Regions from separate parts of the Homo sapiens genome. Here region 1 is linked to region 2. A link is an interaction called in ENCODE POLR2A ChIA-PET data of the cell type or tissue named here. Cell type or tissue: GM12878. All regions are shown on one strand. Each heading gives the region's core, and the rest is flanking DNA. Links, peaks and the distances in the headings are about the cores only. Region 1 overlaps SLC25A42 (solute carrier family 25 member 42). Region 2 overlaps BORCS8-MEF2B (BORCS8-MEF2B readthrough).

The links. Peaks named below come from ENCODE experiments on the same cell type or tissue, not always from the same donor. Only the 100,000 strongest peaks of a DNase experiment are listed, where the experiment ranks them.
Region 1: POLR2A ChIA-PET joins it to region 2 with 7 read pairs; 7 of 35 experiments call an interaction of 5 or more read pairs at or near these places.

The regions. Positions count from the first base shown.
Region 1 is chr19:19,072,526-19,076,907 of GRCh38, reverse strand. All of the region lies in intron 1 of SLC25A42 (solute carrier family 25 member 42), which reads right to left. Among named protein-coding and RNA genes, the nearest start is that of SLC25A42, 11 kb to the right of the region's middle. In GM12878, for the core only: no CTCF peak of the experiment used is centred there; no DNase peak of the experiment used is centred there.
Region 2 is chr19:19,157,953-19,162,334 of GRCh38, reverse strand. The region is part of intron 5 of BORCS8-MEF2B (BORCS8-MEF2B readthrough); the gene reads left to right. The region is part of intron 1 of MEF2B (myocyte enhancer factor 2B); the gene reads left to right. Among named protein-coding and RNA genes, the nearest start is that of MEF2B, 10 kb to the left of the region's middle. RefSeq lists a silencer at 1,387-1,716 and an enhancer at 962-1,937. In GM12878, for the core only: no CTCF peak of the experiment used is centred there; a DNase peak (open chromatin) is centred at 1,763; H3K4me3 peaks cover 701 bases; H3K27ac peaks cover 3,021 bases.

The sequences.
Region 1 (4,382 bases), core at 299-4,298, 86 kb after region 2:
ACAGCCCACCACAATTTTTAAGAAACGTAAGTACAAAACACATTTATGGTGATAAAGATTAGAATACTGGTTACCTCTAGGGGGTATATCAGGGAGGGGGCAGGAAGGAGCCAGCTGGGGGCTTGAAAACTGTCTTGATCTGGTTCCAAGGATGCATATATACATAAAAATTCACTGAGCTATATATACACTTAGGATTTATGTGCTTTATTCTATGTAAGCTATATCTCAATTTAAAATGTTTAAACAGTGCAAACAAAACACCTCTGCCACACCCCCTCCCAGGCCAATGGATGCCAAACCTGGGAGTGGGGCAGGCAAGCCATTTGTAATTCCCAGGGGACTTGAATGGATGGCCTTTGGGAGTGGACGTGTTCAGCTTGCTCTTTCCCACTTTCCTCCAACCTGTGGAGAACACCTGTTTTGTTTTGTTTTTTTAAGATGGAGTCTCACTGTGCTGCCCAGGCTGGAGTGCAGTGGCATGATCTCGGCTCACTGCAACCTCCACCTCCCAGGTTCAAGTGATTCTTGTGCCTCAGCCTCCCCAGTAGCTGGGATTACAGACACACACCACCAGGTCTGGCCAATTTTTGTATTTTTTTTTTTTAGTAGAGATAGGGTTTCACCATGTTGGGCAGGCTGGTCTCAAACTCCTGACCTCAAGGTATCCACCCGCCTCAGCCTCCCAAAATGCTGGGATTACAGGCATGAGCCACTACACCTGGCCGAGAATACCTGTTGATGATCTTAGCAGTGATGAAAGCCTGGAGGAGGCACTGAAGCTCTACAGTTGGTCCACACGCACAGTGGCCATCCCTTCTGAGGACAGCATTCTGGGAAACCACTCGCTCTGCTCCCTGTCACTGTGGAGAAGAAAGTGGGGCTGATCCTCCCCTTGACTCCAGGGTGACCCAGGTGGCCATGGTCAGGTAATGAGACTTCACACTCCCCTAGGTTCAGGGTGCTGCCCCCAAAGACCAAGATCTGGGACTTTTGAGGGAACCATCGGGCCGGAGAAGTCCTCTTTCTTCAGGGGAGGGGAAGCCAGTAGGGTGTGAGACTGCAGGGCAGAGTTGACACAGAGTTAGAGGGCAGAGCAAGGCCAGGAGGTGAAGGAGGATACCTGCAGGCTAGGGGGATCTGGCAGCCAGTGGTGCCAAAAGCACACGGACTTTGCTGTCATGGAGCCCAGGAAGCACCCTTTCCAGTTCAGTCAGCATAGGATGGGTTTCTGTCACTTGCACCTGCCAGAGTCCTGACTCGTATGCTGTGCTGGGGTAGGTACCTCGTACTCCCCCAGCCCCACATAGTATTTACAACCACAGATGACAGTGTCCTGTGGCTCCGAGGCCCAGCCTTGCCACGTTCACTCTAGGTACCTTTCGCGAGTACCTAGGATGCCAGTGCTTTCTGAACTGGGATTCAGGTGTCCCCACAAGGGTGACTACCAGCGGCCAGGCAGAGGGGGGCCAGCCCCAAATAACATACGTGTATCTTTTCCCATGCTGCTTCTGTTCATGCAGTCTTTCCATTCATCAAACAAAAAACAAAGCTCGGCGGGGTATGGGAGGATGACATAGGAAATGACTTACTAAGCAGCATTATTCAGGAAACGTGAACCTGGAGCATGGGATCTTCGATAACTCATGATCACACCAGCCTCAGCATAGAACCTCCAGAGCAATGGGAACACTGGTTCCAAGCAAGTTGACAGTTGCTTGGGAGAGGGCAGGACAAGCTACTTCTTTTTTTTTTGAGACAGGGTCTCACTCTGTCACCCAGGCTGGAATGCAGTGGTAAAATCATAGCTCACTGCAGCCTCCATCTTTTGGGCTCAGGTGATCTTTCCACCTTAGCCTCTGAGTAGCTAGGACTATGGGTGTACACTATCATGCCCAGCTAATTTTAAAATTATTTTTAGTAGAGACGGGGTCTTGCTACGCTGCCCAGGCTGGTCTCAAACTCCTGGCCTCAAGCAGTCGACCTGCCTCTGCCTCCCAAAGTGTTGGGATTACAGGTGTGAACCACTGCGCCCAGCCACAAGGCTGCTTCTTGTTCTGAATCAGGCAATTTCAAACCCAAGCATCCTATAAGCCCCATGTACACAGGCTATCCTAATACATACACACTCACACATACACACACACTCACACTCGCTCACACATACACTCACACACACACACATACACGCACGCACACACACACTCTCTCACACACACTGTCACACACACACAGACTCATATGCACATGTGCCTGATTCCCTTGAGCCTGTCTCATAGCTTCCCGACCAGACATAAGACAGGCCCACCGTTTATGCTGTTACCTTGTGGGGACCACCATACAACTGCCAGCTCCACCCCTTGGGACTCAGGAAATGTTTGTACAAATGTTGGGTGGGGGTGGGGACAGTTTCTCTGTGGATGGAGTTTATTATAAGCAGCCGTGAAATGGATCCTGTAATCTCTCAGTAAACGGAAGCCAATTAACATCCTATCTGCCAGCCGATAAAGGCTGTTTTCTTTTCTAGTTAATAAGCATTAACTCTGCCTAAGGGATCCGGGCACATCTTACATAATGGCTGCTGCCCGTTAACCCCAACCCCGCAGGCTGCCTCACAAATGGGGAGTTTCTTCCTGCTGCATTTGCTCCTGTGTGCCTTTCAGACAATCTTTGGTTAAGGCAACCCTTGTTGCGGTCTCTATGGGTTAAACACCCTGAAAGATCCAGGAAATTCTATGATCAATTGCTGTCCTCTGTCCTTGCAGACAGTGCTGCCCACACCTGTCACCAAAGGCCGTTAGATGTTATCTAAAACAATCCAAGGTACTGAATGGTACTCACATTCCTCCACTAAGAGGGTCTACTTCAGTAACTGTCCTCGCCTCAAAAGCCCTATGTTTGGTTGGGCGTGGTGGCTCATGCCTGTAATCCCAGCACTTTGGGAGGCCAAGGTGGGCAGATCACTTGAGGCCACGAGTTCAAGACCAGCCTGGGCAACATGGTAAAACCCTGTCTCTACAAAAATACAAAAATTAGCTGGGCACAGTGGCTCACGCCTTTAATCCCAGCAGTTTGGGAGGCCAAGGCAGATGGATCATTTAAGGTCGGGAGTTCAAGACTATCCTGGCCAACATGGTTAAACCCCGTCTCTACTAAAAATACAAAAATTAGCCAGCATGGTGGTACATACCTGTAATCCCAGCTATTCGGGAGGCTGGGGCAGGAGAATTGCTTGAACCTAGGAGACGGAGGTTGCAGTGAGCCAAGATCATGCCACTGCACTCCAGCCTGGGTGATGGTGAAAGACTTCAACTCAAAAAAAAAAAAAAGCCCCATGTTCTTACCACACGGAACCTGGCACAGCAATCCGCATTTGATTGGCCTTCAACAACTATTTGCTGGACAAGTGAATTAATTCCCTGGACATGCCAAGTTTTGCTTTGGCCGCAGTCTCCGATCCTGGCAAACTTCTCTGCATCCTTCAAAGCTCCTAAATGTCCTGGCCTCACTGCCCCCAAAGTTAACTGCTCTGCCCTGCACTGAGCAGTCTGTGGTTCTCTGCTGCACTTGAGGGGCCACTCTCCACTTGCTTCCCTGCAACCAGGCTGGGGGTCCCTGGAAGGCAGGGGTCCCTGGAAGGCAAGGGTCCATGTCACACTCAGTGTCCATGCCCAGCAAGGAAGCAGAAACATAACAGCTGCAGACAGGTGCTTTTGCCTGTTGCTGTCCTGTCCTCCTGCTCTTCAGCCATCCCTCCCACAGCAGCAAGAATGCACCACTTCAATCATTCTCTTCCTCATAGCCACACAGCAGCATGCACAGGCTCCCTGCCACCACACACTGTGTTGTGGGATGATGGGGTCTAGCATGTGACACCTTGGATGTGTCACTAAACCTCCACATAGGCCACATACAGTGGGTCACACCTGTAATCCCAGCACTTTGGGAGGCCGAGGCAGGAGGATCACTTGAGGCCAGGAGTTCAAGGCTTCAGTGAGCTATGATCCCACCACTGCACTCCAGCCTGGGTGACAGAGTGAGGCCCTGTCTCTACAAAATAAATTAGCCAGGTATGGTGGCGCACACTTATAGTCTCAGCTACTCAGGAGGTTGAGGTGGGAAGATCACTTGAACCCAGGAGGTCGAGGCTGCATGTGCTGTGATTACACCACTGCACTCTAGCCTGGGCAACAGAACAAGACCCTGTCTCTAAAAAAAATTTTTTGGCTGAGTGAGGTGGCTCATGCCTGTAATCCCAGCATTTTGGGAGGCCGAGGCGGGCAGATCACTTGAGGTCAGGAGTTTGAGACCAGCCTGGCCAACATGGCGAAACCCTGTCTCCACGCCTGGCTAAATACAAAAATTAGCCAGGCGTGGTGGCA
Region 2 (4,382 bases), core at 106-4,105:
AAAATGAAGCCCCTTCTCTACAAAAATAAAAAAAATTAGCCTGGCATAGTCTGGTTAAAAATTAGGTGTGCGCTTGTAGCCCCAGCTGCTGGGAAATCTGAGGTGGGAGGAATGCTTAAGCCCAGGAATTGGAGGCTGCAGTGAGCTATGATGGCACCACTGCACTCCAGCTTGGGCAACAGAGCGAGACCCCATCTCAAAAAAAAATAATAATAATTAAAAAGAGGAAACCCAGCCAGGTATGGTGGCCTGTAATCCCAGCACTTTGGGAGGCCGAAGTAGGCAGATCACATGAGGCCAGGAGTTCAAGACCAGCCTGGCCAACATGGTGAAACCCTGTCTGTACTAAAAATACAAACATTAGCTGGGTGTGGTAGCGCATGGCTGTAATCCCAGCTACTGGGGAGGCTGAGGCAGGAGAATCGCTTGAACCCAGGAGGCAGGGGTTGCAGGGAGCAGAGAACACGCCACTGCACTCCAGCCTGGGTGACAAAGTGAGACTCTGTCTCACAAAAAAAAAAAACAAAAAAGAAGAAAGCTAGAGTGTGGGTGGTATCACTGCAGGGATGGGGGGGCCCTACCTATGTAATGGGGGACCAGCATGGATTGGGGGGAGTCTGCATATGTTTGGAAGAGTCTGCATGCGTCTGGCGGGGGTCTCCACATTGTTCAGGGGAAAGGGGTCTGTGTGTATTTGCGGGACGGCCATGTGTTTAGGGAGATCTGTATGTGTCTGTGCATTTGGGGGATTGGCATGTGTTGGGGCATCTGGGTATGTCTGAGTGTTTTTGGGGTCTGTCTATGCAGAGGGAATAGGATGTGTTTTGGGGATGTGTGTGTTTGGAGAGCTGTGTGGGTTGGGGGGTTTGGCGTATCGTGAACTGCATGTATTTTGGGGACTTTCGCAGGAGGAATACTTGTGTATTTGGGGGATCTGTTGTTTCGGGCATCTGTGGATTTTCTGCGGCTCTGTTTGGGGGTCTCCGTGTGTGGGGAATATTTCTACCTCCCATTATGCCCATACAAGGATGGAGTGACCCCCAACCCCATCCGCCCCTGTCCCTCAGCACTCCACCAGGGACTTTTTGGGGCCCGCAATCTGAGCTGGGTTCCCCCAGGATGGAGAGGTGACCCCAAGGCCTTCTGAGAGGCATCAGGACCCATCGACCACAAATCCTCCCCGCATCTGTAAAGCACCTTACTGTGAAGCCCCTCCCCCCAGTTCAGCGAGGTGGCCCCTGCTGCCCCCTGACTTTCTGGAGGAGGAAACTGAGTTCCAGAGAAGCTCAGCAACAGGGGAGTCACTGCCCGAGCCCACCGTCTCCCCTGAGTCCCTGAGGGCAGGTGCGGGGCTCCAGGGACCGCTGTGAACTGAGCCAGGCCGCCAGGTCACCTACATGCCCCCCCACCTGGGTACCACCTCCCTAGGCCCCCGGGGAGGAGGCGGGCCCAGGGCTCTGGCTGGGGAGGGAGGGTCGCCTGCAGCTGGGGTCGGAGCCGCTGGAGCCCCCAGGAGAGGGGAGGAGGGGTCCTGGCTTTCCAAGGGGCTCTTCCTGTCGCCCATAATGAGGTACTTGGGGAGCAGGTGATGAAACCACAGCCTGGGTTGCGTGAGGCGGGGCGGCAGGCCTGATTCGCTGCAGGGGCCGGGAGCAGCGCCCCCTCCCCGCTTCACCGCCTCCCGCGGGCCCTCACCCCCACCCCCACCCAACCCACCTGCCTCTCACTTCTCCTTTCCCGGCCTGGGTTCCTCTGCCAAGCCGTGGCCTCCCTGCGGGCTCAGGGGTCTGGCGAAGTGACTCTGCAGCTCATCCCCCCAGTAAAGTCCCGCAGGGGTGCCAAGAAAGGGAACTTGACTTGTTCCTAATCTTTTCTCTTAAACCCCTCTGCAAAGCCTGTGAGGTTAGGATCCTGTGACCCATTTTATGGGGGAGGAAGCAGGTGACTGATGACAGTATTTCAAGGTGGTCTTGCAGGATGCTGTACTGACTCAGCGCCCCCAGTTCCAAGGCCCAGACCTTCTTCCTTTTGGTTTCCCAGAAGCCAGAAGAAAAGTTCAATAGAGGCCCCCGTGTGGTGGCTCACACCTGTAATCCCAGCACTTTGGGAGGCCAAAGCAGGCGGATCACTTGAGGTCAGGAGTTCGAGACCAGCCTGGCCAACATGCTGAAACCCCGCCTCTACCAAAAATATAAAAAATTAGCTGGGTGTGATGGTGTGCACCTGTAATCCCAGCTACTCGGGAGTCTGAGGCAGGACAATCGCTTAAACCTGGGAAGCAGTGGTTGCAGGGAGCCGAGATCACGCCACTGCACTCCAGCCTGGGCAACAGAGCGAGACTCCATCTCAAAAAAAAAAAAAAAAAAAGTTCAGTAGACCCCTGCTCCCTACCCTCTTCCCAGCTGGTGGGAGAAGGATTCTCACCCCCAATTAACAGGTAAGAGAACTGAGTCCTACCACGCAGAGAGGCCAGAGGGGAAGGGTCAGTGGAAGGGTGGGATTCCCTCCAGCACCCCATCTCCATTACTGGGGGGCTAAGGGGCCTCGCCAGGCTGGGGAGATGATAATCTATGGCTTGAAGGACTTCAGGGTAATGTTTGTTGATTGACTTAGTGACCACAGATACTGCCAGAAAGTTTCTGATGCTTCCGCACTCCTGAGCTCTTCTTTTGTCCTCCCAATTCCCCCTCACCCCCACATCGCTCAGGCCTGGGATCACCAGGCTCCTCTTCTATCCCAGGTCACCAGCACATCCTGCACCCTTTGGTCACCACTTCTGCCCAGGTGCCACCCCTGTCTCCATTCAAACTCTGTATTTCCCACTGGCCCAGCCTCTTCCTGTCACCTCACTCTAGCCTGAACAGACACTGCTCCCCACAGCAGCCATAAGCAGCAAGGAGCTTTTTTATTTTTAGAGACAGGGTCTTACTCTGTCACCCAGGCTGGAGTGCAGTGGCCCACTCATAGCTCACTGCAGCCTCCATCTCCTGGGCTCACGTGATCCTCCCGCCTCAGCCTCCCAAGTAGCTGGGACTACAGGCAGGCACCACCATGCCCCGCTAGATTTAATTTTTTTTTTTTTTTTTTTTTTTTAGGCCACGCACTGTGGCTCACGCCTGTAATCCCAGCACTTTGGGAGGCCGAGACTGGTGGATCACCTGAGGTCAGGAGGTCGAGACCAGTCTGGCCAACATGGTGAAACCCCATCTCTACTGAAAATACAGAAATTAGCTGGGTGTAGTGGTGTGTGCCTGTAATCCCAGCTACTCAGGAGGCTGAGGCAGGAGAATTGCTTGAACTGGGGAGGAGGAGGTTGCAGTGAGCTGAGATTGCGCCACTGCACTCCAGCCTGGGCGACAAGAGCAAAACTCTGTCTCAAAAAAAAGAAAAAAAAACTTTCGAGTCAGTCTCACAATGTTGCCCGGGCTGGAGTGCAGTGACAGGATCTCAGTTCACTGCAACCTCTGCCTCCCCCTGCTCAAGTGATCCTCCCACTTCAGACTCCTGAGTAGCTGGGACTAAGGGGTGCACCACCACGCCTGGCTAAATTTTTTTATTTTTGTTTATTTATTTTTCTGAGACAGCGTCTGGCTGTGTCACCCAGGCTGGAGTGGAGTGGTGTGATCTTGGCTCACTGCAACCTCCACCTCCTGGGCTCAAGTGATTCTCCCACCTCAGCCTCCTGAGTAGCTGGGACCACAGGCATGCCACCACACTTAGCTAATTTTTTTTTTTTTTTCCTACAGACAGGGCTTTGCCATGTTGCCCAGGCTGGTCTTGAACTCCTGGGCTCAAGTGATCCTCCCACCTCAGCCTCCCAAAGCACTGGGATTACAGGCGTGAGCCACCGTGCCTGGCCTGGCCCTAGTTTGTTTTTTTTTTTTTTTTTAGGGGCAGGGTCTCACTATGTTGCTCTGGCTGGAGCTTTTTAGAAATCTTCCTTTTGGGCCGGGGGCGCCCATGCTCACGCCTGTAATCCCAGCACTTTGGCCCCTGAGGTGGGCAGATCACCTGAGGCCAGGAGTTTAAGACCAGCCTGGCCAACATGGTGAAAACCCATCTCTAGTAAAAATGCAAAAATTAGCCGGGCACAGTGGCAGGCACCTGTAATCCCAGCTACTTAGGAGGCTGAGACAGGAGAATCGCTTGAACTCGGGAAGTGGAGGTTTCAATGAGCTGAGATCATGCCACTGCACTCCAGTCTGGGTAACAGAGCGAGACTCCACTTCAAAAAAAAAAAAAGAAATCTTCCTTTTGAAATAAATCACACGAAGAAAAATGCACAAACCACTAGAGTTGAGCTCAACACATTTGCACAAACTGAACATATCTGTGTACCCAAACCTTGGATCCAGGAACAGGACTTCCCTAGCCCCTGGGAC